Regions from separate parts of the Homo sapiens genome. Here region 2 is linked to region 1. A link is a loop called in an ENCODE intact Hi-C map of the cell type or tissue named here. Cell type or tissue: dorsolateral prefrontal cortex. All regions are shown on one strand. Links, peaks and the distances in the headings refer to the core of each region. The heading gives the core; the rest is flanking DNA. Region 1 overlaps OVCH1 (ovochymase 1). Region 2 has its middle 78 kb from the start of FAR2.

Region 1 (17,335 bases), core at 4,324-12,323:
ATGACAAAGGAAAATATCTTTGTATATAAAGCTCATAAAGCAATAAAAAGAATAATACTCAAATTTAAAAACTGGACAAAAGATAATGGCAATTAGTTTTAAAAAAACAAGCTGGGTACAGTAGCACATGCCAGGAATTTGGGAGGCTGAACTAGGAGGATCTTTTGAGCCCAGGAGTTTGAGACCAGCCTGGGCAAAATAGGGAGACACAGTCTTAAAACAAACAAACAAAAAAATAAAAGCAAAAAAGAAATTATCTCCATTAATGATTATTTTTAAAGGAAAATTGCCTATTAAATTGACATATTAGGTTCTGGGCATGGTGAAAGAAGATCCTAGGCACTGCTAATGGCAGTGAAAATTAAGTTAGCCTTTCTGAAGAGTAATTTAACTTCATGCAAAAAACAAACTCAGCAAAAATTCATGAAAAAGAAAACGGTCCGAGTCCCTAGGTGTTGACCTCATTTGGAAGTATACAGAAGGGAACAGAGAGAAAGGTCTCTGCTCTCATGAAGCTTTCATTTTAGTCAGGTAAATGAAGATGGTTTCATAGAGAGGTCAAAGTTACTGATGAAATGAAAGCCAATGTAACAGACAATGACTGTGGGAAGGAATGGATGATGCTGCTTTCATTTTAGTCAGGTAAATGAAGATGGTTTCATAGAGAGATCAAAGCTACTAATGAAATGAAAGCCAATGTAATAGACAATGACTGTGGGAAGGAATGGATGATGCTGCTTTAGACTGAGAGGCCCTCTTTCAGGAGGTGACTATTCTCTTGTTCATTTATTTGTGAAGTGCCTTCTATGTGTTGGGCACTGTTCTAGGCACTGAGGCTTCTTGATACAAACAGGCAAAAATTCCAGCTCTCATGAAACTCATACTCAATAGGGAAGCCACAGATAAGCCATAATCATGAAAAAATCATAATGTGTTAGATTCTAATCTTTTAACCCTGGACTTCAAACTTTTTGGCACCTGGCTTCGTGGGAGACAATTTTTCCACAAACAGTGGGAGGGATGGTTTTGGGATGAAAACTGTTCCATCTCAGATCATCAGGCACTAGATTATCATAAGGAGCAGGCATCCTAGATCCTTGGCATGTGCAATTCACATTCCTATGAGAATCTAATGCTGCCACTGATCTAACAAGAGGCAGAGCTCAGGTGGTAATGCTTGCCAGTTGTTCACCTCCTGCTGTGTGGCCTAGTTCCTAACAGGCCATGAGTTGGTAGTGGTCTGCGGCCCGGGGGTTGGGGACCCATGTGTTAGAAGATAATAAGTGCTCTAAGAAAAGGGAACTGAGAAGTCTGGAGGCAGGGGCGTGATACAACTTACATCAGTCAAGGTTGGTCTCATTAAGAAGGTGACATTCCATCAAGAATTGAAGGACATGAGGCACAAGGATGAGAAGGAGCTCTTCAAAGTGCTGGGAATAGACAATGGCCCCGAGGTAAGAATGAGAGGTATTGGGAACCCATGAGCTGATGGAGAGGCAGTCTTCCAGGGAGTGTGAATTTTATTCTAGCTGCAAGAAGCCCTGGAGCAGTTGTAATCAAAGGGGATGGAGGAGGTGATCTGATTCTAGGGGGAAAATGTGCCAAGCAGTTAGGCTAATTAATTGTGTCACTGTAGTCTAAATTAGGTTGTAATCATAAAGAAAGATTCTTTAAGCAAACATTTTTGCTTTCTAACCCAGTGATTTAATCTCTCAGAGTTTATCCTAAGAAAACAACCCCACCCTCAGAGCAGTTTCTCTGACCTCTATGCACTTCAGAATCAAGCATAAATATATACCACACACATGGACAATGACATACACAAATTTATTTTCTTTCCAGATTTCCCCATTAACCAAATTATTTCAATCACCTCCCACATCCCTCCTTACTGCAAGCCAAAAAGCTTTCATTACACCTGTGCAAACAGGAGGAAGCAAGTTTGTTCTGTTGAACAAAAAGAGGTTTCTCTGTACATGAAATTAAAAATGAGGGCTGGCATGTTTTCACCAAATCTTTTCAATCCTGCCACTTTAAAAGCCTTTAATGTATTTTGCTTTATTTTTTCATTCACCTTCCTCCCCTGCTCTATTTTTAACCATCTTCTGACTTGCTCTTTTACAATATATATTCTTCCAGCATTCTGGCATGGTTCCACTATGTTTGAAGAAGTTGAGCCCTCTTGCCTTTTTCCCCCCTCCCTACACACACACACACACACACACACACACACACACACACACACACTCAACCTTAAGTATATTCGCTTTCTCAATTCAAAGTACTTGAAAATGTTAAGGATTTTTTTTTTCTAATTCTGTGAAGAAAGCCGATGGTAGCTTGATGGGGATAGCATTGAATCTATAAATTACTTTGGGCAGTATGGCCATTTTCACAATATTGTTGCTTTCTATCCATGACCATGGAATGTTTTTCCACTTGTTTGTGTCCTCTCTCATTTCCTTGAGCAGTGGTTTGTAGTTCTCCTTGAAGAGGTCCTTCACATCCCTTGTAACTTGTATTCCTAGGTATTTTATTATCTTTATAGCAATTGTGAATGGGAGTTCACTCATGATTTGGCTGTTATATTGGTGTATAGAAATGCTTTTGAAAAATAAGCCTGTATAGCCAAGACAATCCTAAGCAAAAGGAACAAAGCTGGAGGCATCACACTACCTGATTTCAAACTATACTGCAAGGCTACAGTAACCAAAACAGCATGGTACTGGTACCAAAACAGATATATAGACCAATGGAAGAGAACAGAGGCCTCAGAAATAATGCCACACATCTACAACCATCTGATCTTTGACAAACCTGACAAAAACAAGCAATGAGGAAAGGATTCCCTATTTAATAAATGGTGCTGGGAAAACTGGCTAGCCATATGCAGAAAACTGAAACTGGACCCCTTCCTCCTTACATCTTATACAAAAATTAACGCAAGATGGATTAAAGACTTAAACGTAAGACCTAAAACCCTAAAAACCCTAGAAGAAAACCTAGGCAATACCATTCAGAACATAGGCATGGGCAAAGACTTCATGACTGAAACACCAAAAGCAATGGCAACAAAAGTCAAAATTGACAAATAGGATCTAATTAAACTAAAGAGCTTCCGTACAGCAAAAGAAACTCATCAGAGTGAACAGGCAACCTACAGAATGGGAGAAAATTTTTGCAATCTACCCATCTGACAAAGGGCTAATATCCAGAATCTACAAGGAACTTAAACAAATTCACAAGAAAAAAATAAATAATCCCATCAAAAAGTGGGCAAAGGATATGAACAGACATTTCTCAAAAGAAGACATTTATGTGGCCAACAAACATTTGAAAAAAAGCTCAACATCGCTAGTCATTAGAGAAATGCAAATTAAAACCACAATAAGATACCATCTCACTCCAGTTAGAATGGCGATTATTAAAAAGTCAGGAAACAACAGATGCTGGAGAGGATGTGGAAAAATAGAAATGCTTTTACACTGTTGGTAGGAGTGTAAATTCGTTCAACCATTGTAGAATACAGTGTCGCGATTCCTCAAGGATCTAGAACCAGAAATACCTTTTGACCCAGCGATCCCATTCCTGGGTATATACCCAAAGGATTATAAATCATTCTGCTATAAAGACACATGCACATGTATGTTTATTGCAGCACTCTTCACAATAGCAAACACTTGGAATCAACCCAAATGCCCATCAATGATAGACTGGTTAAAGAAAATGTGGCACATATACACCATGTTATACTATACAGCCATAAAAAAGGATAAGTTTATGTCCTTTACAGGGACATGGATGAAGCCGGAAACCATAATTCTCAGCAAGCTAACACAAGAACAGAAAACCAAACACCGCATGTTCTCACTCATAAGTGGGAGTTGAACAACGAGAACACATGGACACAGGGAGGGGAACATCACACACTGGGGCCTGTTGGGGGGTGGGGGGCTAGGGGAGGGATAGCACTAGGAGAAGTAACTAATGTAGATGACAGGCTTATAGTTGCAGCAAACCACCACGGCACGTGTATACCTTTGTAACAAACCTGCATGTTCTGCACATGTAACCCAGAACTTAAAGTATAATCATAATAATAATAATAATAATAAAGAAAATGTTAAGTGTGTTTACAAGGGAAAAAGCATTCCTATTACATGGATCAACATTTTGGTAACATTATTACCAAGTCAGACTCATTCCTGATCATAAGCTGCCTACATGGACCAAGACTCCTAGCACGAAGTTTATATGCCAGGAAGGATTACCTGCCGTCTTTCTCTTACTGTGTCTTTCTTCATAAATAATTAGAACTGAGTCTTGACACACAGGAGACCCCAGGAGTGACAGATACTCAATGGTAAATTTTGCCATACTGCTTGCTGAAACTCTGAGCACCCAAGAACATTCCAGTCTTCCTCTATAATCCAGTAGATACCGTGGTGTGGGAAAAAAGCCTCTAGGCTTTTCTAGCTCTGCTTCAGAGCAACAACCTGCAATTCAGAACACACAGACACCAGGGACCAACATAAATAAAGCAAAGAAAAACCAGATTCTATCACAAGACTGAAAAATCTAGGCTTGCAAGGAGAAAATTAAGACTTTGTTACTGTCAGTTACAAATTATTCTGTTAGAAAACCATTCTATTTAATGTGTCTTATTTTCTTGAAATGATATTATAGAGGTAGAATTTAAATCACAATTATTTTGAATCAGTTTTAAATGAATTTTTAAAGTTTCTTAGAAAATAGACAGTAGGTTGCATTCTCTATACCCAGCAGATTTTCATTTTCTTCCTCCTTTGAGATGCAGCTGAAGACCTGTTCCTCAAAGCTTCACTAAATTAGCTGAACTTGCTGGGACAAATGATTACATTCATTTGAGCTTGTGACTGAGGTCATGAAAAAGATAACTTGCTGGATATACTGAGATGTCTCACTTCTTCAGCTTGCTAAGTCCAAGGGCACCTTTGGACCTTTGGGATACCTCCTGCAGTTTGGGTGCCAGTTTTTCCATGGCCCGCTGACTCAGCAATCAGCTTCTCTTATGTCCTCATCAGGGCTTCGTCCTTAACTCTCTCTTCTTCCTTTATGTCTATTCCTTTGACAAAAACTTTCTAAGCAATTAAAAAATGAAATATTCTATATTCATATTTTAATGTATGTGTTAGTGAATACATAATTATGCATGCTCTGCCCTAGAGAAATTAATACTGTACCTGAGGAGGAGGTACGTAAACATGCTTTTATTCACAGTAGAGGTGAAAAGTAGAATAAGGGAAATGAAGTGCTACAAAAACTTAGGATTCTATTCTATTGTTTGGTTCTCTGTCATTTCTTTGTTAGTCCTCTTTTTTTATCTGTACAGCTACAAGAACCAATCAGATATTTAACATTTTGATTTAATAGTAAACTAAATGATTTTTCAGTCTATAATCTTCCCTCGCCTTGCCCTACCATCTGGGAATGGTGTATAAAACAAAAAAAATCAAATTGTTTTCCTGCTGAAAGCAACTGAAGTAGTTCAGCTTGCAAGATCTTTCAGAGTCTGGCCTCAGCCTGTCTTTCTAATCTTTTTAGTTTTTCTCCCTCTCTATATGAATCCTCTGTGAAAAATCTGACCAGAAATCACATACAGCCATGAATTACCAACAAGTCAAGACTTTTTATAAATGGGAGTAACAATTGAAAGAAACCATTGCTAAGATTCATTAATTCCCTAGTGTAAAAAGTTAGTAGCGGGAGTGGGTGGGTGTTAAATATGGCATGGTCCTAACATTTTGTCTCCGAAAATAATCATAGAATAAAAACAAAGCAACACCTTTCCGTATATAAAACTTTCAAAGTTTTTGGCGTGCATAACCATTTCTGAACATATTTAAAAGAGAAACATTTTCTTTACATTTTAACAATGTTCATTTTCTAATGGTCTGAATAAGGTCATTCAAAAAATACATTAGATGGCACTGTCACCACCATTTATGGACCCTTATCTCAGGTCAGACCCTTCCTGTTATAAATGCCTTACATGGATTAACCTATTTAGGCACTCACTGAATTCATTCATTTAACTCAGTCCATTGAAATCAATAGTTTATAGGATCTTGGACCCAAGTCTGCTCTCTGTCTCAATCCCAAGTCCAGATTTACTTTTAACCTAACTCTATGTATCCCCAGCTTTGACTCTTTGACTCATGTTGCCAGACAAATGGTCCTGGGTCCACTCCTTATTCCTGGAAGATTTTAGCGGTCATTTTCTCCAACACTTTTCCTGTCATAATTCTTTCTGAATTCAATCACTATATACATGATGATTCCAGCACTGAAGTTTCCCAGCTCCTCAATTTTCCTCCAGTGATCTTGTATTCCACCTGACCTCAGCCACTTATCCTTATGGTCAGCCCCTAGACACTTGATCAGTAGCAATAACTCCAAGCCTTCTGTAATCTCGGTTTCAGGAACCATTTTCTCCAACCACAACCTTCCATCTTTTCAGCCTCCCTTAATACTCCTTCCACCTTTTGGGACTCATAATTTATCTATCCTACCTTATTTTTGTCCCAAACAAATCTCTCATCCTTATTTCACTCCTTACCCATCCTAAATTCCAATGATCCATCATTTTAACCACTTTTTCACATACACTCTGAATTCCCTTATACCCTTCACATACTTGGGGATACTCCACTTTGATTAAGTCTACCCTCTACCTACTCTGCATCTACCTCAGTGCATCCAGAGGAAAACATACAACTAAGCTAACTGGGGGCATTTTGCTCTCTCAATTTATGATCATTCATCTCAGGGGGCCTTTATGCTACCCAGCAATCCTACTATATCTTTCTAGTTCACTATGTCATTTTCTCGAGAAATATGTCATCCTTTTTTCTCTTAAAAATCAAACTTTCTTGAACAACCGCTTCTTTTTGTTCATCTGCTAAGAAAAAGAAGCCATCAGAAGAGAAATTCCACAGGCTCCGATCTCCATCTATTCCCAAACACCTCATACCTGCACCGGTGCCTCAAGATCCTGCCTTCCATCAGTTAACTATAGATGATATGTACTTTGCTCCTAAGACCATCGCCTCCTTTTGGGTACTAGATCTCATCTTCTTTCTTCTACTCAAAGTCATCACTCTTGCAATTCTACCTTCTATATCTTACATTTTCTTTAAACTCTTACTAGTTGTTTACTGGGGTTGAATGTATTGGGGAAGATGTGGGCAACAAAAGAAAGACTGACCATTTGGAAACCAAGAGTGATAATAAAATAGAACTTCCATCTTCCTACAAGTCTATTAGAGATTTCAAATCCTCCATTGCTGTTAGTTTTGACTAAAAATCAAAATCCTCTTTTATCAAACAGAGAGTGGCAACTGTGGAAGAATGAAGAGAAATACTAATGCTGGCGCTAGTCTTGGTCATCTCATACCCAGGGTCTTTACCTAGGCAAGATACTTGCATATAGAAGGACTTTTATTCAGATTCAGAGCTTAAAATAATTCTATGTAATTCTCCAATATTCAAGCACTGGTTCACAACCACAAGATTTTTTTAAAAATCTGCAACAGGTCTAGCTTTGGGGTAGGAATGATCTCCAACAATCTTAATAACAACTCTCCCCACTTTCAGCTAAAACTACCAACCAGAAGGAAAACACAGAGGTTATAGTGTTCCATAGAAAATTTAGCAAAGCTAGACAGACAATGCTTCTTGCCAAATTCTGGCTGAAAGTATTAATGGGATAATGTAAACATTTATTACCTGGCCAAGATGCACTGTCTGGTGAAGGTGTGGGTGGTGGCAATTGTTGTTTTAAGGTTTTGCATTTATTATTTGTCTGAAGTGAAGCAGGACCTGTATTTGGGGAGAACATGTTAAAAATAAAGATGAAAGCCTGAGAACAAAATATAGTGGGCACTAAAGCAGCCACTATCAAAAGAAACAAAAAAGAAACAAATCCAGGATTAAAGCAGCCTAAGGAAAAGTCAGTTTAACTCTACACATGGGAGAACTTATTTTGCAGAATCTTGCATTTTAGTGTGTTTAGTAACTAAATGAAATTCTACTCTATGGTTTTCTCTTTCATGCTAATTTATACCACACTCACTGTTCCCAAACCCACTCTAAAGAAAGAGGTTATTGTTTTAATAACATTTGAAAACAATTTACCATTGATTTTTGATTGGATCCAGTCCAAGAAGATCATCACTCTGGCAAATACACCCGGCTTCCATGGCTGGACACAGCCAGCTCCCCAGCTGACAATGCCATAGAGGACAAAGGGACCATTTTCATGTCTACATACTAGTGGCCCACCAGAGTCTCCCTGAAACACCAAGAAAACATGTTTTAGAAAACTGCTTTAATCTGAAGCTCCTGCTTTCAGTTTTTAGAACAAGAATGACCAATAATGTATTTGTAATGTGTTTAATTCCTTAAAGATTTGTTTTGTCAATTTCCATCTTTACATACTATCTATTCACTGTTTTGCAAAAGGAAACAAAATTTATGAACAATCAGATGGTAATTTGATTCCAGGGTGAAGATAAAGCTTAGTTCACATAAAAAGAAAACAATTACATTACTAAATCTTCCCAGCCCCATCGGAGGGAGATAGTCTTTAAATTATATCAATTAGTAAAACTGTAATATTTAAGATTTCAAGCATCTTTTTAAAACAAAAATTTAATCAGAAAACTGCACAGTGGCTCAGATGGATCCATCACAAGAAATGTGCTGCCTGTTTTTTTCTTTTTTTAAATTTTTTTAAGGAAATCGGGTTAGGGTCATTGGGTGGTAACCTCTATATGTAGTGTTTTCCCTATCACTGGTCACTCTTGACACAATCTAATCAGATCAAAGAGTAGAGTTATGACATACACAGAGAAATTAGGGTGTTGGTGGTGAGGTGAAGAAAAGTTAAAGGCTGACTTAAATCTATTAAAATGTATTCATTCTAATTCTAGTATTCCAATTTTATTTTGGCTTACCTGCAGATACCAAAGTTGCACAATTTCAAAGACTTTAAGGGCCAAACTAATTTAACTTACTAGGATATTAGATGTGAAAAGTTACAATTAGAGAAATAAGTGACCTGTCCCATTTCACACACATAGGTAGTAGCAGCAGTAAAATCTGAGTCCATGTCACCTGCCAAAGTTCAGTGCTCTTTCCCTTCCACCAAACTGATAAATGTTCATTAATGGACCTACCTTAAACTGCTCTAGTATCTGGCTTACATAATTATTGAATTCAAGGAAAGACACATGGAAATTTAACTTATAGTTAATTTTTTGTACTCTCTTAGATATGGCTAATTTGGTCATGATGAAACACATTTCAAAAGGCAAAAATACTACCCACAAGCACTAAGAAGCTCTCGTAGATGGAAGCGTCTCTCTTGAATATTTCTCTCAATATTTGCATTGTTTAAATTGACAAATTATAAGCAGAAAGAGATTTTGAAGAAAACAAACAGTGGTATTGTTATTAAGGGAACCAAAATATGTACATCACACACATTTATCTATTAATTAGCACTAACATCTTCTACATGTCTCTTGAGGTTCAATGTGAAAATCAATGGCAGCACCAAATACATGCCCTTGTTTATGTCTGTATTTACAACATGTGCCCCATTTGAGGGTAAGCACTGCATCTGATTCAACTTTGTACCCTAGGAAACCTACCACAATATCCAGCACTAACACATGCTAAATAAATGTTTGCCTAATTTACGGTGAAATTTTATAAACCAGTTGTATCAAACCAAGCCTTAATACATAGGATTTTCATCGTTTTAGGTTAGGCTTTCCAATTTTTAATCAGGTCTTTTGCAGGAAGTGGATGAACACAAATGTATTTAGGACCAAACTAAGTCCTTTATTTGTCTTCTTGTAAGATAAATTGTGTACATATTTGATAGCACATAAATTGCTGGTACATATTTGAAATATCTACTTTATATAAAGAATTTAACAGAAGAAACCTTAAGTAGGGAAAAAAGAGATACAGTTGCTAGTCTGTAATGTAGAACAATTAACCTTTCCTCTGGGCCTAATTTTTTCACATAACAATTATACTTAAAACCCTCTTCCAGTTGTTTCCAGTTGGACAATGGTCTGATGTATCCAGTCAAGTGTTTTATTTTAAATCATTGATTTTTTTCAGTACCAATGCATAGCCAATACATCATTTTTCAGGCAATTACAAACATTCCATGATACAGGGAACCTGTTCAATTTATCTCTTTTTGCCAGTGCCTATCATATGGTCCAGTCCATAGTAAATATTCAGCAAACAAATGAATTTTTTTTTTTTTTTTTTTTTTTTTTTTTTTGGTGAGACAGAGTCTTGCTCTGTCTCCCAGGCTGGAGTGCAGTGGTGTGATCTCGGCTCACTGCAAGCCCCGCCTCCTGGTTTCAAGCGATTTTCCTGCCTTAGCCTCCCGAGTAGCTGGGACTACAGACGCGCACCGTCAAGCCCGGCTAATTTTTTGTATTTTTAGTAGAGACAGGGTTTCACCATGTTGGCCAGGATGGTCTCGATCTGCTGACCTCATGATCCGCCTGCCTTGGCCTCCCAAAGTGCTGGGATTACAGGTGTGAGCCACTGCACCTGGCCACAAATGAATATTTTTTATTAAAAAATTATTCAATGCCTACTGTGAGCCAGACATACCGAGTAAGACAGAGTATAAACAAATAAGATGCTAATAGTAGCTATAAAGGAAATACTCAGAGTGAATAGTAAAGAATAAAGGTAGTTATATGTTTGCTTACATGTGCATGTATGTGTATACAGTTTCAATAACATTTGAGCTGATGCATAAAGGATGAGAAGGAGCCAGCTTTCCAAAAACCTGGAGGAACAACATTTTATGCAAAAGATATATCTGGGCTTAGGCTCTAAGGCAAGATATGGTCAGTTGGAAGGCTAGAAGGCAAATCAATGTGGCTGAGGACATATATTATTCTGTGAAGATAGAGATCTATGACTTTGTAGATGAAAAGAAGTTAGAAAAAATACCAATGACATTTTTCACAGAAATAGAAAAATAATCATAAAATGTATATGGAACCACAAAAGACTCAGAACAGCCAAGCAATCCTGAGCAAAAAGAACAGAATTGGAATGATCACATTACCTGACTTCGAATTATATTACAAAGCTATAGTAACCAAAACAGCACAGTACTGGCATAAAAACAGACTCATAGAACAATGGAACAGAATAGAAAACCCAGAAAAAAAATCCATACATCTACATTGAACTCATTTTTGACAAAGGTGCAAAAAAAAAAATACATTGGGGAAAGGACAGTCACTTTGATAAATGGTGCTGGGAAAATTGGATGTCCTTAATACAGAAGAATGAAAGTAGTTCCCTATTCCTCACCATTTGCAAAAGTCAAATCAAAATGGATTAAAGACTCAAATCTAAGACCTCAAACTATAAAATTAATAAAAAACAACATTGAGGAAACTTTCCAGGATTCTGGACTGGACAAAGATTTCTTTAGTAATACCCCACAAGCTCAGGTAACCAAAGCAAAAATGGACACATAAGATCATATCATGTTAAAAATCTTCTGCACTGCAAAGGAAACAAAGCCAAGAGACAACTCACAGAATGGGAAAAATTTCTGCAAACTACCCATCTGATGTGAGATTAATAACCAGAATATTTAAGGAGCTCAAATAACTCTATAGAAAAAATCTAATAATCTGATTTTAAAAATGGACAAAAGATCTGAATAGATATTTCTCAAAAGAAGACATACAAATGGCAAACAGGTATATGAAAAGGTGCTCAACATCATTGATCAGAGAAATGCAAATCAAAACTACAATGAGATATCATCTCACCCTAGTTAAAATGGCTTTTATCCAAAAGACAGGCAATAACAAATGCTTATAGGGAGGTGGAGAAAAAGGGAACCCATGTACATTATTGATGAGAATATCAATTAGTACAACCACTATACAGAATAGTGTGGACATTCCTCAAAAAAATAATACAAATACCATTGATCTAGCAATCCCACTCCTAGGTATACATCCAAAAGAAAGGAAATCAAGATATTGAAAAGTTATCTGCACTCCCATGTCTATTGCAACACTATTCACAATGACCAAGATTTGGAAGCAGCCTAAGTATCCATCAACAGATGAATGGATAAAGAAAATGTGGTTCATATACACAATGGAGTACTACTCAGCCATACAAAAGACTGAGATCCTACCATTTGCAACAATGTGTATGGAGCTGGAGGTCATTATGTGAAGTTAAATAAGCCAGGCACAGAAAGACAAACTTCACCTGTTCTCATTTATTTGTAGGAGCTAAAAATCAAAACAACATAACTCATGGGGATAGAGTATAGAAGGATGATTACCAGAGGCTGGGAAGTGTAGTGGGTGAGTATAGGGGAAGTGGGAATAATTAATGGGTACAAAAAAATAGAATGAAAAAAATAGTATTTGATAGCACAACAGGGTAACTACAGTCAATAATAATTTAATTCTGCATTTAAAAATCACTAAAACGATATGATTGGATTGTTTGTAACACAAATTATAAATGCTTGAAGTGATGTGTATACCCAATTTACCCTGATGTGATTATTCCTTGTATCCCTGTATCAAAATCTCATGTCCCCCATAAATATATATGCCTACTATATACCCACAAAATTAAAAATTAAAAAAGAACTTAGAATAAAAAATCTGAAAGCCAGTTAGCAAAGAATAACAGGATACTACGTTGCGTATCTGAAAACCCCATGTCTCTGCATTCCAATATTATTATTCCCACCTTCCTGGATGAGAAAGCACATTATCAGGTCTATTACCTCTAAGTATACACAGGAGAATAAAAATCAATTACCTGATAGAAGTATTAGAGACTATTTTATCAAAGCAAGTTTCTAAAGTCACCCTTCTAGTAACTCAGTGTTCTTTGTAATAGAAAGCTAGCCATATTTATTAAAATCTCAACTTCCAGTTTTCCTCCCATATATGGGCAGTACATTTGGTCATGCTGCAGCCAAAGTGACAGTTGTATATAACTGAAAAGATAAGTGCCAACTGAGATCATGATATTTAGGTCACCTGTGACATGGATCTTTCTAAGACCCTCTCTAGTTCTTTTCTTTCCGCACAAAATAAGCTCACCTTGTAATGTTAGATGCTGTCAAATATGTAAAAGACAACATAATTAGTTGTGATTTTCTTGTTGAAGAAAGAAAAGCCATCCCTCAAATCCTACAATAGACTGAGGGGAAGAATGAACACATTAATTCAGAGTACTTTTGTGATTTTTATCAGATAACATTTATGTACTCTAGCAGACAGCAGGAGTGCACTTTCCGTATTCCTCACATCTTCCAGCCCATGTCCTGGCTCTGTGCCTGGGGTCTTCCCCACTCTCCACTACACCCAGGAGGCAACCCTAAAGTATCGGAAATGCTGAGGGATTAACAGCCATTTCCCACAGCAGCCCTCAAACTATGGCTCAAGGGAAAGTAGTACATAAATATCCCAGCTCCCTCGCTCCTCAGATGGATAAATTCACCACGTGTATTTAGCATCACTGCCCTGAGTTTCCTGCAGGATTAAGCATTAGGCCCTCACTATGGCAGATGGCTTAATAATGCATCCTAGATTGGCTGCCTTCCCTTCCCTGTACCATCTCCTCCCTTTCCTACTGGTGATATCTATGATTCCTAAAACAGACCATTGTACCAGAATCCTTATCTCAGGGTCTGCTTCTGGGGAATGCAAATAAAGATATGCAAAATTCAAACAGAATTTAAGCAAGGCTTGACATTATAAAAGGAAGGCGTTAATGACAATAAACTTATATTCAGTGTTAAAGGGGACTTCATTGCCTCTCTCATATTTTCACATGGAAGGACGTCCACCTAGATTAATGCCCAGTTGTGTCTCCCTCATGGAGGTGAAATCTATTGCTGCATGTTTCTTGACTGAGTGGTGGGGAAAACTATCAAAGAGCTGCAGAAACAAGATTCATTCTTTCTTTCCTCTCTACACCAGACCAGCAGGAGTGATAAGTCTGGAGAATTTGGGCTCCCCTATGGACCCAAACTTTCCCTTACTTGGGTAGCCCCACATCCAAACCAGGGATTGGAGGTAGGCACACGGAGTGTTAGGAAGTCTTAGGTTGTATGTATATCTAAAGTCACATTCTTCCATTGACTTTGTGAAGGTTAAAGCTGGCATTCTACAATCTGTTTATTCATATTCTGTCTTTTTCTTGGTTAATTATGATCTTGCCAATATCAAGCTTGTACAATAGACATCTTTGTGATTATTTTAACTTGTGGAAAATTAAGTGAGAGTACAGAGATTAATGATAATTTAAAACAATAAAACTTTTAAGTCATAAGTAGGACACATAAGTTTAGAACCTTTCTTTGTTATTCCTTTTCCCAAAGCCTTATTTGTACCTGAACACATCTTCCCTTGCTCAGGCCTGCTTAGAAGCTCTGCCATTTCCTGCCTTCTCACCAGCTCCTCTATGAACCCACCGGCCTTTGTCGCTGTACAGCTGCTTCCGGCCACTCTCTGACATCTCAGCAAATTCGGATTAATTAACTTATTACTTCTGTTGCCCCACTGGTCTTCATGCAGGGATATGATATTGAAGCACGTGACAAGTTGGTGATTTCAGCAATGGTTTCTCCTGTCTATAGAAACTCTTCAGCAGATGGCAATTTTCCACCTTCCTGTATAAAACCAGAATCCTCTCACCTGGCAGAAATCTTTCTCTCCAGATGCTGCAAAGCCAGCACAGATCATCTTCTCTGTGATCCCTCCTGGATGGGCAGAATAGTAAGTGTGTTCACAGACCTCTCTTTCTAACACATGCACTTGAATCTGCTGTAGGCGACTTGCTAGGCCACCATCTAATGAAGAAACATTCAGAGAGAGCTCGATGATGAAGTAAGCAGAAAGTGTTGTTAGAAATGTATTTAAGTTCAGATGTAGCTCTGTACCAACATAGCTGAAGTCATTCAGTTTGGCCTGAGCTGATGTAGAATTCTGAATTTAAAAAATACAAGTGTTTCATGTAACATGTCTTCATTTCCCAATTTGGCATTTTTGTAAAGAGAGGCCACTGGCAGGAGAATAAAACCAGAAACACTTTTTTTCTAGCTTATTTTCAATTTAAATGTTAGTGTATCAAATATTTCTGCATAAGAATTCAGGAAGAAAAATTCAGCATGATATGAATTGGTGTCACATATAACTTATACAATTATAAATATATATGGTTATATATTTATATACATAAATATATAATTGCTTACAAATAATATGCTTATATGATTTCCTAATATAAACAAAAATCATAATCCTGTTCTTCATCTACTGTCATTGAAGCCTAATCGCATCTCCAATTAAAGATAACACTGAATAATTTATTTTCATATTTGATCCTTAGGCAGGCCTGTGTTAACATGTATTTTGCATGACTCATCCTATCATTTTAGATTTATGACCAATTTTTTTAAGTTTAATATTTTATAGCCCTATACCTTTTGGGGCAATATTAATAACAAGTACTTTACATTTATATAGTATCTTAATATTTGTAAAGAGTTTTATTCCAACCTAATAATACAACAACATTTTTCATATGTGAGATCAGGTTAATCACACTGATCTCACATATGAAAAAGCCAGACCTCTGAAAATTTGATCTCACAGCTCTTACGGGACAGAACTAGGATCAAGCCTAAGTTCAACTCTAAATCTTGCATTCTTCTTAATATACTAAAACTCCTCTTCTTGGGGACCATCTCCCTTAGTGTTACTGACCATATCCCAGAAATCAAGATTCATTTCCTCTCCTAGCTGGAAAGAATGAATTCGTCTTTTATAAGACTACCTCTCAGTTGCCTGGTAGTCATGGAATTGGTAAAAGTCAAAGGTATTAGAGAGCAGGCACATTTATTCAAGGGCTTTGAAGCTGGTAAGCCAAGAAATATTTACTGAATGCCATGTATGCTTCTAGCCTTGGGGAGAGAGGAGTCAAGACAGATCTGCCTCCAAGAGGTTCTCAGTCTAGTGGGTTAGATGTAGAAGATGACTGCATAAAATCATGCCAACTACATTAACATGCAGTGAGAGGATAAAACCAGGTAGTGCGGAATGTGATGGGAGGCCCGTCCTGCTGCAGCAATGTGGGCCACGAAAGGAAGTGATATTTTGGTTGAAAATGCAATAATGAGCAGGCAGCTGTGACAAGATTGTAATAAGAGTGTTCCAAGTAGGAGGACACAAAATGGGGAACTTCAGAAAGCAGAGCAAGCTTGGTGTTTAAGAGAAAGAAGAAAGGCCACGGTATCTGAAGGTTAACCACAAGAAAAATAGAGGGAAATTATGTGGAAGAGGTTAAGTGGGGAGGCCCAATCACACAGAGCTTTCCAAGCTAGGCTAAGAAGTTCAGATTTGATTGTATGTGTAATGAGAAGCCATTAAGATTATAAGCTGAGCCACACTGATCTTAAATCCTCAATTTGATATTTATTAGTTATGGGATCTCAGCAAGTTACTTAAATCTTTGGGTTACAACCTCTCCATTTGTAAAATGGGGATGATAAAAGCTCCTCATGTGTTGGGTGTGAAGATTTTTACGAAAGTGCAATTTGGCTTCAGGTAGCACAGTAAGCTGTCAATATCAACACTGTAAGCAGTCAAATATAAATTCCCTCCTCCTTCAAGCTCACAGATTCCAAATAAATGACATATAGAAAGGAAATATACAAAGAAAATGATCTTGTATGGTATAAGAAGCACAAAACAAATATCAACCCATTCAGATCTTTCACTGTTTTACTAAGCCTTTAAGAGTTCTATACCATAGCCAGGGGTGAGCACATGACAGCCAGTGGATAAATTCTGTGCCACCCCCAAACACGGGCACAAGCCATTAAATAAGAATGGTTTGTACATTTTTAGGTGGTTGAAGAAAATCCAAAGAATGATATTTCATGACACGTGCACATTAAATGAAATTTAAATTTTATAAATTAAGTTCTGTTGGAACCCATTCTGTTACATAATGCCAATGGCTGCTTTATGCTATAACAGTAGACTTAAATAGTTGTGATAGAGACCAGATGACCTGCAAAGCCTAAAAGGATTATTATCTGGCCCATTACAGTAAAGGTTTGTTGACTGCTCATCTAGCCTACTTATAATCTAAGTTACCCTGAAGGAAAAGTTTTAAATAGCTCATTCTCTATTTACTTGCTGATCTGTTACAGCTAAATAAAACATGGTTTCTATCTTTTAGAAAG
Region 2 (12,048 bases), core at 4,049-12,048, 380 kb before region 1:
GACAGACTGGCAAAAGAGTCAAATAATACATTCTTAGCTTTTCATACCCTGAAAAGCCAGTTCTAAGATGCAATTCTAAAGGCTCCTCAGATGGACCTGCAGAACTGAGTACCAGTCACCCATAGCATAGCCAACTTGACAATGCACCCCCTACCCTGTAATGGCTTCATCTCTTCCCTGTTTTTCTTCCCTTGTTTCTCATTACTGCTTCCTTTGATCACTTCCCAATTTAAGCCACCTGCATGTAAGCCATTTCTCAATAGGAAATTGCAGCAACTCAATAGAGACAGGACTATGATAACAGATTTTTCAGAAATGAAATCTGTTGCCTACCTGATAAAGACCTCTGCCTAAGTGGAATATATAAGCAGAGTATAAGGGAAATGTTGAATGGATGATGGAAGAAAAAAATATGATGATAAGCCTTGGTCTAATAACAGGATACAGTTCTAGAAACTGTAGTCATTATGCATATTTTGTGTTGATTGATTATTTTTCTCCCCTCTCCCTGATACTTTGTGTGAGAGGTTTGTGTGATGGGGGAGAATGCTACAATTTAAGTTCCAGTTGAAGTTAATGTGTGACTGACATCATTCCATCACTATCTGGTAGGGATTTTGTGTCTCCTTGGTGTTAGGAATGACAACATCTTCATCTTCTAAATAATGGGCAAGAATAGATGCTTTGTGGACAAAGCAATGGAATGTGCCAGTCTCTATCTATTTCCTCACTTAGATCCATTCTCCACTCTTTTCTTCCCCTCTCTGTATTAAGTAGGCTGCTCTTAATGAATTGCACTTTGAGAACTCCCTAATGGCTGACTTCCAGTTGGATTTGACAAGCAGATGGGCCAGCAGGGGATTGGAAGGCAGAAGAAGAAAAATGTTGGGACATTTCTTTCCTGACCTCTCTCTGCTTGGCACTATTATCTCTGGTGGCAGCTGTGTCCCTTCCAATCACAACTCCCACTGGGATCTGGTCACTCTATGTCCTCCTCTGTTCCCAAAGAAACAATTGCTTCTCATTGTTACTAGTCTAAGTGACAAATTGTGCCTTGTTTGTCCTCTTAAGCCTGCTTCCCCTTATACTATTGAAGTCTCTTCATTTGAGTTCTATGAATGAACTCTGGTTTTTGCCAAGACCCTGGCTGATTTACACACACACTTGTTTTCACACATGCGCATGTGCACACACACAGACACACACAGATGCCAAGACACAGAACACTCTCATTTCAATGAAGATGACTCATCTATGACTCATTCTATGAAGAATAATAGTAGTTAAATATGTCATAAGAACAAAAGAGGAAAAGACAATGAGGAACTAGGACAATTTACAATTTATTTTAATAAAAGCTGCTAGCCATTTTAAATCATGTTTAAATCAAATCTCCTATTCCATTAAAAAGTTTTATAGCGATAGCAAACATTTTATTATTTTGAGAGTCACATCTTTCTCTTTTCTAGGCCTCCTTTACAGAGAGAATAAAAATTATATAGTGGCTATAAAATAATAGAAGGTAGAAAATGTGAGATGTAAGTCCAATAAGCTACTGGATAATTCCAATTAGACTTTAAAACTATCCTTTTCCAATACTATTCTTCTCCTTCACCTTCTTTTCTCTAGGTAAATCCTTGCACGACACTTGTTTCTTTCACCATCTTTCCTGCCTGTCCATGTTCCTAGTGTACCCTTTCATTTATCTCTTTATATTGGGGTCCCATACTCCTAAATTACATAATTTATATACATTGCAGGACACATGGGCACAGTAGCTGGTATGACAAAATTGAAATGCCAGTTTATACTTAATTTTAAAATGCTTATTTCATGATATATTATGAAGGGAGCTAAGCATGCCTTAATATGACTTTGTTTATCCCTAAGACTAAATCACAAACGATTATGGTGTTTAACAAAGTTTGGTGATGGCACAGGTTCACAAGCCCACTCTTCATTTCATATTTATCCCCCACATCAATATATCCCTCTGGAAATCACAAGAAGAAACAGTCTTCTGAGGAAAGTCTGTTCATCATCATTCACATTAACTTCATCTGCAAAGAGGGTAGTAAAAGACATCTCCTTTTCTTGTTCTAATTCTAATACTCAATCAGCATCCATTTCATGTTTGAATGTCTACTTGTTTTTGAAAACTTGACTTCAATGTTTTGGGGTCCATGGTGGATATCTGCCATTTCTTTTATGGACACATGACATGGGCACCATTAAACTGGTAACTCTCATCCCTGACTCTGAACTGGGAGGTAGTAAGTAACTGAAAAGGATTCTCTCTGAAGCAGGAAGACAAAGTTCTTGGGCCAACAGTGCAGAGGTCTGGGTGGCAGCATCCAACAGTCAGTGCCAGCGGGATTGGCACTGCAAGCTAAAGTGTCCAGTGCTCAGAGGAAGTTACTGCAGCTTCCTCACTGAACCAGTCTGTGACAAGACTGTGAGTATTTTTCCAGGTCACACAGCCACCAAGCACATGGTTCTCTATTTCTCCTAGAAATTTATAAATTTACCCAGCATCCTCTTTTTAATTTCCTTTTTTTTCTTTTGGAACTCAAATCCAAACAGAAATTGATTTAATTGTACTCCTATGCTGTCTTGCTAGAAGACTATTTTCCTGCTTTATCTCATTATTTCTTCCATTGTTTCACCTTTTGATTCTTTCATTCTACCACCAGCAAGGATACCTACTGTAATGTGTTGGTATATGTACAGGGATATGTGGGTGTGTGTGTGTGTGTGTGTGTGTATTTCTTTGAAAACCTATGTCATCGTTTTGGGTATCATGTGATTTTTAAATTTACATAAGTGGTGCTAAGCTGCATATCATTCTATTTTTTTTCACTGAACACTCTGATAATAAGATCTATCTGTGTTTTTGTAGGTACTGTAATTCATTGCCTCTGCCACACAGTAATACATAATAATCGTTATCGTATTTAGTTTATCTCTTCTCCTAATGATGGCAAATTTGGTTGTTGCCTCCAGCTCCCTGCTGTAACAATGCCACAATAAACATCTTCAAGCATACCCCTTCATGGACATATATATTCATTTCTCTGGAGTCTATGTTATGAGGAGGATTACTAGATAGGACATATGCAAAATGTGTATATCCGTCTCTACTCTCATCAGGTATGCGTGGTTTCCTACTTCCCCGCACTCTTGCCAGCACTTGGCATCATCCTACTTTCTTATTTTTCATACTCTGACTGATGCGAAGTGCTGTTGTTTCCCTGATTACCAGTTGTTTATTTACTTGTTATATATGTATTTGTTAGCTATTTGAGTTTCTCCTTTCGTGACATATCCTGTGTCCATTTTTCTTTTTGTTTCACTACCTTTTACTTGTGAATTTATAAGGGTTCTTTCCAGACATTAATTCTATACCAACTTTAGACATTGTAATTATCTTCTCCAAATCCTACATCCATTTACTAATAAAATAACTTATTGTTCCACATGCATTTCCCATACACAGCTTCTATTGTTTACATCTAAGAACTTAAACTGAAACTGAGACCATAATGGTACCTTTTCTTTCTTGGTTATCAGAGAAAGTTATCTCCAAGAATCATTATTTTGATTGATGAATAACATAATGTTCATGAGGTCTTATGTAAAATATTATCTGCCTTTCCTTATATTTCTCACTAAAAAAATCCATATCTGCCCTCTAAATGTTCTACGCCTTCTGCAAATCTGTTTCAAAACAGCCACATTGTACAGAACTCTTATTTATCTAGCTTTTGGTAGCTCTGCATCCATTCTAAGCAACTGCAATTTATATGTATTATTTCCTTGTCTGTTATAATTGATTGAAGAAGAAAATAATCTACTAATTAATATCCACAGAAAGCATACTGTTGGACTAGTAGTTTAAGACTGTGTTATTTAAACCAAAACAACCATTGTTTTAAAGTGCAAGATTTTTTCCAAAGACAGTTATAGGGTACGCAATGGCTAATAACATCTCCTGGTAAAAGAGATATTCGGAATTGGGGATTCTGAATCATTGACCATCCACTTCCCATTGTCCCCAGAACCCAGCTAAATTCCTGAAGAATATGTGCACAGAAGATCCTCCAGAAAGAAGCATACTCTTTATTACCAGCTGATACTTTCTCTCCAACCTCTATGTAGTCTCATACCTGGTATATTAGTCTGGGTCCTCCAAAGAAACAGAACCATATGTATATATGTATCTATATACCGAGAGAAAGAGACAGAGTTTAAGGAATTGGTTCTCATAGTAATGGAGGCTGGCAAATCCAAAATATGCCAGGCAGGCCATCAGGCTGGAGACCCAGGGAAAAGTCAATGCTACCATTCAACTCCAAAGGTCTTCTGCTGGCAGAAATTCTTCTAGCTGGGGAGAGATCAGTCTTGTGTTCTATTCAGTCCTTCAACTGAATAGATGAGGCACATGTGGAATAGATCCACATTCTAAAAGACAATCTGCTCTGCTCTGATTTAAATGTTAATCCAACAATTAACATTAACTTTAATGATATAAATGTTACTCATCTAAAAACATCCTCACAGAAACATCCAGAATAATGTTTGACCAAACATATGGGCACTGTGGTCCAGCCAATTTGACAACTAAAATTAACCATCACTCTTGGCAAGCTGCCCTGGGCCTTCCTGCTTTAGTAGAGTTAGATACAGGTAGCACCCAAGGTCCACTGGCTTTTCAATGCCCAGGCAGCAAATACAGAGATCCAAAGTATCTTTTTATGAAAAGATCCTAATAGATATAAAAGCAGAGAGGTCAGAGAAAGATGGTTGAAACTGTTGCCTGTATCCAGTTCCACTTTAACCTTTATTCCTCACACTGTAATTTCTGCCTCTATTTCAGTGGTCCCACGTTGTATTCCATATCAGAACCCCATCTAGGGAGTGGAGTGAGACTGAGATAGATCGATGCTCCCCTGAGCTCTTCTGAGAGTTTACAGTGCACTTGACTCATAGGAACACATCAAAAGGCTTAGAAATAGGAACTTATAAAACAGTGACCATCCAGCCTGGGAGCTGACAGTAAGGAGGGGCAGTCTACAGATAATTTTAAAACCATAATAAAACTGATTAAAAGTTGGCCTGATTTTTATCATCACCATGTGCTGGCAGTTCTAAACAAGGTCAATAATATAATACTTTTGACCACCAAAACAGACCACAACCTACCTCTTGGCCACTGCTATGACAGAGGCTTTTAGGGCATCTATAAGCATCCTCTAACTGCAGCATTCTTATGCTAACCCCAACATATGCAGATGGGAAATTCTCTTCAATCACAGCATCACCTCCTGCCTGTGAAATGAATTTCATGGTGGGGAGGGCAGGGTTGGTGAAGGGGAGACTCTAAGTCACTCTGCTGGAGGCAAACGAAAACTCCAGAAAAAAACAATAATAATTCACAGTGTGAAATTAACTTTGATTAATTTACCAAAACATTTACATGGGTGCATTCAATATGAATGTTTTATTTAATGTATATATGAATTGTAGTTTGTATCAGGTATGAATCTTCATCTACAAAATAAAGTGTTCATTTACATAACAAAAAATATTTTACACCTACTGGACATTATTCTGTTCTGGAGACTTGAATTATAACAGTAAACAATATAGAGAAATGTGAAATGCAGACATTCCTACTTCCTTAACTATTGAACCTTTTAAATCAAATATATACAGTCCTATCTTGTGGTGATATCAATTTTCAGGGACAGAGCAATGTAAACCTATACTCAGGAAGGAAATATTTTTCTTTATTGCCTAATAACTACTTAGTTTTCCTTCCTGGAAACATCAAGATCCATTGCCCTGCAGAGCAGGGGTTAGTTCTATTCCCCACCTGGGACCTACCAGAAAAACAGAGGAACTACATTACCTTTCAACAGCTGCTTCTTGGGTAAGCACAAGAGAGACTCCAGTTTCACTGTTCTTATAAGGACTCATTATTTTATCTCCAATCTTCCAATGATGGTTGCTGGATAGGGAGAGAAAACAGTTGCCAGTGAAGAAAGGCAGTGATTAATTTCTCCAGTTCACATATAAATACACACAATTTGCACTGTGAGAAAACTGGAAGAACAAAGAATGTTTCTGGTGTAATGGGCATGTGTCTTAGTCATGGTAATTAAGACTTAGTATTACAAAGCCATTTGTCATTTAAAAGGCTCATTCTTGATCATTTTATTTGCTAATGTATTCTCATTATGAGACATGGAGGATGGAATGCTGCCTTAACTCAGCAGTTATCTTTGGTTATTGATTTTTTTCTGTAAAAATCAGAAAGACTTTCTTTTAGCTTGATTCAATTAAGACACCAAATAATATGGTTTTGAATTGCTTCAAAGGAAAAAAGCAGATGTAAAATCAGTGAATCATGTGAGCCATTGATATCAATTAGCTAAACCATGCCGAGGTGATCCCTGTTAGCAGTTAAGTTCTTCCTTTCCCCAGGACTACAATGCTCTGCAGAAAGGTGCCCTTAGGTTTAAAAGTGACACTGGTTGACATACTCAGAAAGCCTTCTGTTCAAATTCTACCTCTTGAAGAGCCTTTCCAATTGTGAGATCATTTGGACAATTTTGGACCATGCAGGATTCAAACATGAATGTCATATTAAGCTCAAGAATATATTTATGATTCCATACTTTCACCTACCTTGGAGTGATTTCTGTTGCACTCACTGAAATATCAGAGTAAGCTCAATATCAGATATTGATATAATATCAATACATAATATCAATATCAAGCTAAATATCAAAGTTAACTAACCACCATTAATCACCCAAAGCATAGATCAAATGCAAACCCATTATAGAAAAAAGAGAATGAGGAACAGTGTGTGTCCTTTTGGTCAGGAGTGTGCTAACACAGGAATAGATAGGATCCTAAAATGCAACAATCAATGGCAAGTGGTCTTTTTAATTTAGTGGGCAACCAGAGGTGACATGATTTGATGCCTTTCTGTCAGATGAAAAGAGCAAGAGTTTCTCTATGTTTTTTCATTTAAAAAATATTATGTCATAGATTTGAGGCTTACCTGTATTCAGCAAGAAGTAGAGGAGAAATTCCATGTGTATGTTAAAAATATAGCTGCAAAATTCTGCAATAAATATCTCTTCTATCATCCTTTTCAGGTCAAATATTATGATCCTTTGTGACAGCAAGATTTCAGGAAAGAGAATAAAATGTCAGAGAATGTAAATCTTTTATGATGACTGTGATGGTTAATTTTATGTGTCAACTTCAGTGGGCCATAGGATGCCTGGATATTTAGTTAAACACTATTCTGGGTGTATCTGTGAAGGTGTTTGCATGAGATTAATCGGTAGACTGAGTATAGCAGAGTATACTCCCTAATGAGGGAAGACCTTATCCCATCAACTGAAGGCCTGCATAGAAGAAAAGGCTGACCCGCCCCCAATAAGAGAGCATTCTTTCTGCCTGACTGCCTTAAACTGGGATGTAAGCTTTTTCCTGCTTTCAGAGTTGAACTGAAAAATCAGCTCTTCCTGGGTGTCTAGCCTGCCAGCCTTAACACTGAAATTGTATCATTAGCTCTCCTAGGTCTCCAGCTTCCTGAGTCACCCTGCAGACCTTGGGACTTAGCCTCCATAATTTCATGAGCTGCTCCTCATAATAAATTCCTTACATATATGCACACACATCCTATTGGTTCTGTTCTCTGAAGAACCCTGACTAATACAATGCTTGAGGGGATTTTTCTCAAGCATGAATAACTTTTGTTTCTCTTTCCTTCTTTTCTTCCTTTCTCCAAGCAGAATACAGATATTTACAGTTATCCCAAATACATTCATTGAATAGGTGACTGGATTTCTGATGACTACTTTATTTTTTATTACATTTCTGTATGCACTTGGGCATATCTGGGTTTTCTGTTCTAGCTCGTTAACCTGCCTACTCTCATGCCCATACCAATCTCTCTCCTTTTTAGTAATTTTTTAAAATTATAGTACCACTCTCTTTTAATTATTGGGATTTCATGAGTTTTAACATATGGTGTGTCCCCTACCCTTAACCTTTATTGCTATTTTTTGTCAGCTTTCTACTGGATGTTCTTTTGGAAAAAAAAATTCATTTTTAAATTGAGGTAAAATTTATGTATAGTGAATTACATAGCTCTTAAATGTAGTTCAATGAGTCTTGCCAATTTTCCATGCCCATTTCTACATACAATGTTGTATTTTGTTTTATTTGTTCTGTTTTGAGAAGTGATGTATTTATGATGTTAAATATTCCTATACAAGTATAAGGTACATTGTTTTCCATGCGATCAAGTGTTTTTTCTGTGTTATTGTATGGAAGGTCACCAGCTGAGCATCCGTACTGTGTGAGGACACAAAATAAACTCTATTAAGTTAAGCACCTTAAGTTTGGAGGTTGTTTGTTACAGCAGTTAGCCCATACCAACCAATACAACTAGATTTAACACCAGGCTTGGTTTGTACTTTGCTGTTTTATCATGGTTGTGTTATATTTGTTGACAAGTTCCTGGTATAGTGAGTGCTCTTAATATTCAAATGTACAATTTGTTAGTGTAAGTGAATTACTACAAAGCGCCACTAGGTGTCCTCTAGCAATAATTTTCCCTGGCCTGCTGAAAGACTGACTGAAGCTTTATTTTTTCCCTTGGCTGTACTGCTGAATTGGTCCCCAGGACTCCACCCTCCTGCCATCACTGCTAACATACCAGAAAAATGAGAACCTTTTGTTGTTTTTAAGAACGTAGTTAAGTATATCATTCTTCTTAAGAACAAAAGTGTAGACTTTATCATGTTATAAAGAACCCACTATCAGAGACACATTTGTGATTTTTCTGAAAGTTGCTCAAGAACAGATTTGGAAGAGACAATTTATACTGTATACCTCTCCCATTTCTCTCCTATCTATTCTTTAGCATTCTAACACAGCAGAAAAATGGTCAAACAACATCAAGGCCAGCCAGTCCTGGAGGAGAGCAGTAATTGCGATAATTATTATGTTGGTGCAAAAGTAATCGCGGTTTCTGCCATTAAAAGTAATGGCACCAACCTAATACAAAGAGGTGGCATCTTAGAAAAGGCAGTGGGCAGGCCGGGCATGGTGGCTCATGCCTGTAATCCCAGCACTTTGGGAGGCCAAGGAGGGCGGATCACCTGAGGTCGGGAGTTCAAGACCAGCCCGACCAACATGGTGAAACCCCATCTCTACTAAAAATACAAAATTAGCCGGCTGTGGTGGCGCATGCCTGTAATCCCAGCTACTCGGGAGGCTGAGGCAGGAGAATCGCTTGAACCCGGGAGGTGGAGGTTGTGGTGAGCCGAGATCAGGCCATTGCACTCCAGCCTGGGTGACAAGAGCGAAACTCTGTCTCAACAAAAAACAAAGCAAAACAAAACAAACAAACAAAAAAAACAGAAATGGCAGTGGGCACTGAGAGAGAGGGATGAGCTTGAAAGGTATAGAAGAGATAAAATATACAAGACGTGACAACCATTAGGTGTTGTAAGTATGAAAGAGAAAGAAGTCCGGAAAATCTCCAGCATTCCCGGATCAAGGCAACAGGGGCATGGTGGTTCTTCTGACTGAGATAAGAAAAACTGAAGAAGGAAAAGGCTTGTGGTACAAGGCAGAAAGGAATATGTTTACATTTTTTAACATGTTAGTTTTGATGTGTCTGGGGGACATCCAAGTGAACATCTCAAATTGACTGAAAGAATTCTGAAGATTTTTGGTTAAAGAAAGGGAAGTAGAAGATGTTTTACTCTTCTCCACTCCCTCAAACTCCACCAAAAGCAAACAAAAAAAGTAGAGGAAAAATAATCTATCTTCAGTGAGACCTGGAACAGGACACAACCACAAGCCACAAACTAGGAGGCATATCTGCCAAGCACTGGGAAGTCTAGACGAAGATGAGAGAAGAGAGACTCCTAAGAGCTAGACCAAGACAACTAGTTTCCCAAGAAGTTTATGTCACCAGTAGCCTAAAAATTCCTTTGATTAGAGTGTTGAGCTCTTTGGGTATAAAGAGGCTTTGAGAATGGTGAGAGGGGGGTGTCCTTAGGGAGACCCAGGATAATGACTCGGAATGCAGGAAAAATGCAGTAGAAAGTCAAATCATGCTGTGAGAAGTAGGGGAAGAGTAGGTGAGGAGTGTGTGTGTGTGTGTGTGTGTGTGTGAGAGAGAGAGAGAGAGAGAGAGAGAAAGAAGAGATTCACAATGTGGTGTTCTAGCTAAGGGAGACCTCTGGAGGTGAAGTGGGGTGAAAGAGGGAGGGGAAACGGTTATAGTCAAACTGCAACACAGAGCTGATGATTTAAATACTTTGCTGTCATCCTCAACCATTCCTAACTACAATATGTATGTATGTATGTATGTATGTACATGTGTATGTATGTATTAGCATGTTTCTGGCATCCATTTGAGGATGAGTAATAACTATAAAAAAAAAAAACCAGCCAGGCACTGTGGCTCATGCCTGTAATCCCAGCACTTTGGGAGCCCAAGGCAGGCGGCTCACTTGAGATCAAGAGTTCAAGACCAGCCTGGCTAACATGGTGAAGCCCCGTCTCCACTAACAATACAAAAAAATTAGCTGAGTGTGGCAGCGCGTGCCTGTAATCCCAGCTACATGGGTAGCTGAGGCAGGAGAATCACTTGAACCTGGGAGGCAGAGGTTGCAGTGAGCCGAGATTGTGCCACTGCACTCCAGCCTAGGTGATAGAATGAGACTCCGTCTCAAAAAAAAAAGAAGGAAAGAAAGAAAGAAAGAAAAGAAAGAAAGAAAGAAAGAAAGAAAGAAAGAAAGAAAGAAAGAAAGAAAGAAAGAAAGAAAGAGGGAAAGAAAGAAAGAAAAAGAAAGAAACCAGCATGGGACTAATACATAAAAGCTGTGCCGAAAAAAAGGAAAACAAAACATATATGCAAAAGGCAGATAAAAAAACATACTTCACCCAAAGGAAAGAGAGGAATTACCCAGAATATAGATAAAGAGTAGTTCTCTGCATGATAAGGAAATCTTGTGATCTCAATTTAGAAGAGACAACATGAATGGGATAAAATTTGTCATAGATAATTGCTGTTCTGGGCTGCTGCTTCTCTTAGTAATAGTAACAGAATTTATTGTCTGCCCTCACACAACCAAATCCTTTCAAAGAAAATTATTCTACCTTAATATCTATGGGTCATGTTTCATTCATAGTGATTAGTTCAGGGATGGACTTGTGACCTGAATTGATCAATGCATAAGGAAGCTGTTATTTCTGTGCAACATTTAGATTAGAAAAAAAAATTTACTCTTTTATTTCCATGTGAATGAGAAATTTGGGAAGCTGCTGATAACAATTTTACTACCATCAGGGGAACTTCTGCCCAAAACAGAACCAACACCAAAGGAGCTCATTCAAAAAGGAGAGAGAGAGAGAAAAAAAAAAAAAGTCCTGAACTCATAGTTTTCACCCTGGCTAAACTCATTCCCTATTCTCTTCAAGATCCAATCAATTTTCCATTATTATTTAAGCCACTTGAGTAAGGTTATTTGCTGCCATTTTCAGAAATGTTCCTAACTAAAATACAAGAGACCAAGAAAAGATACTTCATAGTATAGTATTGATTGTATTCTTCTTTTGTGTCAAGCACAATACTAAGCACTTCATGTGAAGTATTTTATTTAAACATGCACACGTATGTTTATTGCAGCACTGTTCACAATAGCAAAGACTTGGAACCAACCCCAATGACCATCAGTGATAGACTGGAAAAAGAAAACGCAGCATACATACACAATGAAATACTATGTAGCCATAAAAAGGATGCATTCATGTCCTTTGCAGGGACATGGATGAAGCTGGAAACCATCATTCTCAGCAAACTAACACAAGAACAGAAAACCAAATACCACATGTTCTCACTCATAAGTGGGAGTTGATCAATGAGAACACATGGACACAGGGAGGGGAACATCACACACTGGGGCCTGTCAGGGTGTTGGGGAGCTAGGGGAGGGGAGGGATAAC

Evidence for each region. Hi-C counts contacts between places; a loop is a spot of excess contacts. Peaks named below come from ENCODE experiments on the same cell type or tissue, not always from the same donor. Only the 100,000 strongest peaks of a DNase experiment are listed, where the experiment ranks them.
Region 2: it touches region 1 in a loop (4-fold over the local background); 3 of 110 quality-filtered maps call a loop at or near these places.

Annotation. Positions count from the first base shown.
Region 1 is chr12:29,447,074-29,464,408 of GRCh38, forward strand. It overlaps OVCH1 (ovochymase 1), which reads right to left. Exons shown (of 26, transcript NM_001353179.2): 19 at 14,781-14,935; 20 at 8,176-8,332; 21 at 7,768-7,860; 22 at 4,272-4,496. The region is part of intron 1 of OVCH1-AS1 (OVCH1 antisense RNA 1); the gene reads left to right. Among named protein-coding and RNA genes, the nearest start is that of OVCH1, 42 kb to the right of the region's middle. In dorsolateral prefrontal cortex, for the core only: no CTCF peak of the experiment used is centred there; a DNase peak (open chromatin) is centred at 8,258; H3K4me3 peaks cover 550 bases; H3K27ac peaks cover 4,064 bases.
Region 2 is chr12:29,065,207-29,077,254 of GRCh38, forward strand. No RefSeq gene overlaps it. Among named protein-coding and RNA genes, the nearest start is that of FAR2, 78 kb to the right of the region's middle. In dorsolateral prefrontal cortex, for the core only: CTCF peaks have their summits at 8,642 and 8,848; no DNase peak of the experiment used is centred there.